2 separate regions of the Homo sapiens genome follow, and region 1 is linked to region 2. A link is a loop called in an ENCODE intact Hi-C map of the cell type or tissue named here. Cell type or tissue: testis. All regions are shown on one strand. Region 1 has its middle 53 kb from the start of TAB3-AS1. Region 2 overlaps GK (glycerol kinase).

What was found. Peaks named below come from ENCODE experiments on the same cell type or tissue, not always from the same donor. Only the 100,000 strongest peaks of a DNase experiment are listed, where the experiment ranks them.
Region 1: it touches region 2 in a loop (4-fold over the local background); 1 of 110 quality-filtered maps calls a loop at or near these places.

What each region holds. Positions count from the first base shown.
Region 1 is chrX:30,780,054-30,782,553 of GRCh38, reverse strand. No RefSeq gene overlaps it. Among named protein-coding and RNA genes, the nearest start is that of TAB3-AS1, 53 kb to the left of the region's middle. In testis, no CTCF peak of the experiment used is centred here; a DNase peak (open chromatin) is centred at 1,413.
Region 2 is chrX:30,683,822-30,686,321 of GRCh38, reverse strand. All of the region lies in intron 4 of GK (glycerol kinase), which reads right to left. Among named protein-coding and RNA genes, the nearest start is that of GK, 32 kb to the right of the region's middle. In testis, no CTCF peak of the experiment used is centred here; no DNase peak of the experiment used is centred here.

The sequences.
Region 1 (2,500 bases), 96 kb before region 2:
CTTTTGGATAAATTTCTGGAAGATAGGCTATGGCAAAATGAGGGGGTAACCAAGGGTAAGGAGGACGAGGAAGAGGAGAAATGGTCACTTTAGGAAATAGATGGTACATTTTAGGAGAGCAATGAAAAGCAGTCTCTGAATGACAGCTGTACAGAGGCAATCAGTTCAGATTGCAACAGGTGGACAGAAAGCTCCAGAAGGGAAGTGTTCTATCTTCTTTGATACTCCAGGAAATAACACATTAATACTCAATTTGGTACTAAGCCAAGTCATAGCAATAGGAATACTACTGACGTTTAGCTTTTAGAATCAACCTGAAGACAAAGCCAGAATGACTAAATTGTGGTTAGAGTATAAATGCTATAAATCTAGTCAATGTGAAAGTACACATGACAGAAGCAGGGAGTTGGGAATGGTGACCACAGAAATAGAGAATACTTGTGTTGATGTCCCAACCTCATAACATTGAGACAAAGGACCCCAGCCATATTTGAGATAAGAAATTGAACTTTAAGTACATTATTCAAAGTTTCAAAGGCAACCAAAAATAGAACAGGGTAATGATGATATTGGGAGGAAAAGAGGAGATAGGCATAGGTGTGAATGAGTCAAATCCTCTATGAAAGCAGAAAGCCAGTCATTGATGGACATCACTGATGGACATTTGGGTTGATTCATGGCCACATGGTGGGGAACAACACACACTGGGGCCTGCAGGGGATGGGGAGTTGGGGAAGGAAGAGCATCAGAAAGAATAGCTATTGGGTACTGGGCTTAATACCTAGGTGATGGGTTGATCTGTGCAGCAAACAACCATGGCACATGTTTACCTATGTAACAAACCTGTACATCATGCACATGTACCCCAGAACTTGATGGGGAAAAAAAAGAAAGCAGAAAGCCACTAGGTATTGTAGGGCAAAGGAAAACTTCCCCTTCGCCCTCTGAAAGTTTGTTGAAAAATCAACTGACAAAAGGCAGATTAATAGGAGAAAAGGTATACAAAATTTTATTTTAATGTGTATATTATAGAAGAATCCCAGGAGAATAATTACCCAATAACCTAATGAGGTCCAGAAGCTTATATATCCTTTCTCATGGGGGAGAGGCATCATGGGGAAGGCAGACAATTCTTTTGAGGGGCAGCAAATGATTGTACAGAGAATGAATGGACCTAGCAGATAAAAATTAACTTGTAAATGATTCTCTTTAGAAACTGAATGAGCCCAAGAGACAGGCATTATCTTGTGAAAAAGTTCTCCCAGGTGCAGTTGTCTTTTTTCCTGAGATAATGAGATGTCAGGGAGAAGATGGAAGGTAATTGTTTCTTTTAAGAAGAAACTTTGTTGGTCATTTAAATTTCCAGATGGTGTACCCCTGCCCTCGAGGGGGAGGACCAATAGTGGTATCCAGATTCTGAGGCAGCTTCTAAGGCCTCTGAACATGTCAACGTGCCAGTCCTTGGAGTATCACTTTCTGAGCCCCAGCTGTATTATCTAAAGTTGATAAAGCAAGAATTTGTATGAGCATATTTAGAGATACAACATTTGGCAGGGAAACAATGATCAATGTTGTTAAAGAAAAAACTATTCATGACAATTGTGAAAGACAGTAAGGCAGTCTTTATTCAGGACCACAGTGATAGAGGAGAGAGATCTGGCTCAACTCCAAATACAAGGAAAAATTGGAATGTATAGCCAAGGAGCAGGGTGGGGTGAGTTGATGGAAATTTACTAAGAGAAAACATCAAGGATAAGGAGCACTCTGGCTAAACCTACTTGATAGGATTATTGCTGAAGCCAGGCCAAGGTGATAAGGTATCCAGGGTGGGGAATGAGAAATTTGGTCAGATATCAATGGTGGGGGATTTTCACTAAACTGACCCAATAAGATTCTTGCTAAAACTGGAATAAGCAGAAATGAATATAGAAGCCCAAAAATCGGGCCTGGCTGAGATGAGTTTAGAGGAACCTGACTACACTTAGGTTAAGGGAGAGAGTCTTTGTCAGTATTTACCTCTATGTAGAAGATGGTTACTTTTTAATAGCAGTCCTTCTGTGTCATCTAAACCATGTGCACAAATGAGTTTAATTTGTTAAAAATGTACTTTGAAAGTCCCCAAACACTAATTCTACTTTGTTATCTCCCAAATCTATTTCGCAGACACATTTATTATTTTATCCTAGCTTTATACTCTCTCTACTGCTGCTGATTCCTCTGCTATAGATTGGACTCTGCCAAATTGCCTGCTGAAAGTGGTTTTTAACTTGAGAATGTCATGGTTTCAGGCTTTATCTCACTTGACTTTGTGATATTAACTGCTTCTTGTTGTTCTCTCTCACCTTGGGCTTTAAGATCTCAGGACCTTTTAGGTTTCCTCTACCCTTGATGACTTTCCAGCCTCCTCCTTGGATACCTCCTCCCCTGCTCACCATATTCATGTTGTTGACATGGCATTTCATTCTTGAAACCTTTTTTTTCACCTCGTGTCCTTTCCTTA
Region 2 (2,500 bases):
TAGTTATGGCATTTTACTATTTGTCAAAAGCTAAGCTATTAATTAAGCTGGGTAAGTGGTCATTTGCAAGGTGGAAGAGACTATATTGATGGCTGCCCCTCACCTGATGACATTCTCAGAAACAGGTGGGGCCAAAAGTAAAACAGAGTTGGGAAGGAAAGATTGATTTACATATATGCCAAAAGGCGGGGGCTGAAGCCAATTTCAGCTCTTGGGTATAAAATGCCAAAATATCAATGACTGACTTGAGTGTGGGTGATCCTAGGTAGGCTCTGCATTTCCCCTAGGAACACCTATCATGTATAAACCAATCATTTCATCTGGCATTACTGGATGAAAAAGGCTATCAGCCAATTCAGAACAGTGGCCCTAGCTAACAATTACTGAAGCCTTATAGTCCGTCAGGCCCTGGCTTAAGTATCCTACATGGATTAACTCACTGATCTACACCTCAAGTCTATGAGGTCTACACTTTTCATCTCCCCAGTTTAACTGTCAAGGTAACAGGCACAGAATGGTAGGAAGTGGAAAAGCTAGGATCTGAACCCAGAACCTGAATCTAGAATTAAACCTCTAGGTAGGTATAGCCATGATGACGTCACAGTCTTAACGGGATAAAAATAATTATTAAAGATTGGAGAACTCAAAGTTGAAAACTAAGTCAGTTTCTTTTTATTTGGCCAGATTTGAATAATTCAATCACTGCAAAATAAATACAGCAGTATTTCTTTACCCAGGATTGAGGGAGATGTAAGGTTTTCAAAGAATCCTGTAATAATGGAATTTTTTTAACGGAAAATAAGTGGATCTTAATAAAGCTGAAAATTCTAGATTTTACAAAAGTGAAAAACCTTCTCCCACAAAGAACTAATTGAAAAAAAATACTTTTAGCCAGGCGCGGTGGTTCAAGCCTGCAATCCCAGCACTTTGGGAGGCCGAGGCCGGCGGATCACGAGGTCAGGAGATCGAGACCATCCTGGCTAACACGGTGAAACCCCGTCTCTTCTAAAAATACAAAAAAAATTAGCCGGGAGCGGTGGCAGGCGCCTGTAGTCCCAGCTATTCGGGAGGCTGAGGCAGGAGAATGGCGTGAACCCGGGAGGCGGAGCTTGCGGTGAGCCGAGATCGCGCCACTGCACTCTAGCCTGGGCGACAGTGCGAGACTCCGTCTCAAAAAAAAAGAAAAAAAAAAAGAAAAAAAATACTTTATTGTTTAAAGTTAAGTGTGCTTAGGCGTTTTAGGTGGTTTGTCATCTATGGTTTTCTTTTCTGCTGATTCTTTGAAACATAAGCCAGTTCCAGAAAAGATAAAAGGATTGAGCTCAAGGTTCAGATCTCAACTCATGATCACATAGGTTTAATAATTGGCCCAGTATTAACCAGTATGTTAAAAAAATGTAAAAACGATAACCAATCTTTAAAATTGCAACACTCTCCATAAAGAGTTATGTGTGCCATTGGGAACTTTAAATATAACATCTTAGAAAAAAATGTTTGCACTACCATTTAAATATAGAAAAATGTTTCAGGGACAACGAAATATTTTTTGTGGGTGGTTTTCTTTAATATCCTAAAAGTGTTAAGCCAGGGACTCTTGCCTTGCTGGATTAGTCCCTACTGTGAATGCTTTTTTTTTTTTTTTTTTTTTTTTTTTTGAGATGGAGTTTTGCTCTTGTTGCCCAGGCTGGAGTGCAATGGCGCGATCTCAGCTCACTGCAACCTCCGCCTCCCGGGTTCAAGCGATTCTCCCGCCTCAGCCTCCCTAGTAGCTGGGATTACAGGCACGCGCTACCACGCCCAGCTAATTTTTGTATTTTTAGTAGAGACGGGGTTTCTCCATGTTGGTCAGGCTGGTCTCAAACTCCCGACCTCAGGTGATCCGCCCACCTGGGCCTCCCAAAGTGTTGGGATTATAGGCGTGAGCCACCACGCCTGGCCTATGAATGGTATTTTTATATTAAATCAAGAATTGTGCTCTACAGAAAGCTACCAGAGTGAGGGTCATATTGCTCTATACTTACCATACATACCAATCAACTGCAGTGGTGAGTGAGCAAACTTGGCCAATTAGGGGGAAATACAGCTAGGCCATTCTAGTTTGGACAGAACATTTCCCTGGTAGCATCAGTAAAATGTGTGTGTAAACATACTAAACATCACTGATTCAAGCCTTCTCCCGCTTCACATTTTAACTACTTGGGTAGTTTTGTGCTTCTTGGTCAGTTTAGTCTGTGGCTTATTTACTTTTTCAATAATAGAAGACAACCAGTTATGTAGACCATTAATAAAAGCTGCTTTTGGAAGGAAAAGGCTTAGAAAAATGGGTGGGTAGAGGAAACCCCGTGGAAGGGAATATTGAAGATAATGCTAAAAGGGAAAGAGAGAAGTACCAGGAAGACTAGGGCAACTGAAGAGAGGCAAGAGAAGCCCAAGGCCTGCTTTGGTTCCAGGGCCACAAAGCTCTTGCTGATCCACCAATGAGGTCATTATTGTAAATGCC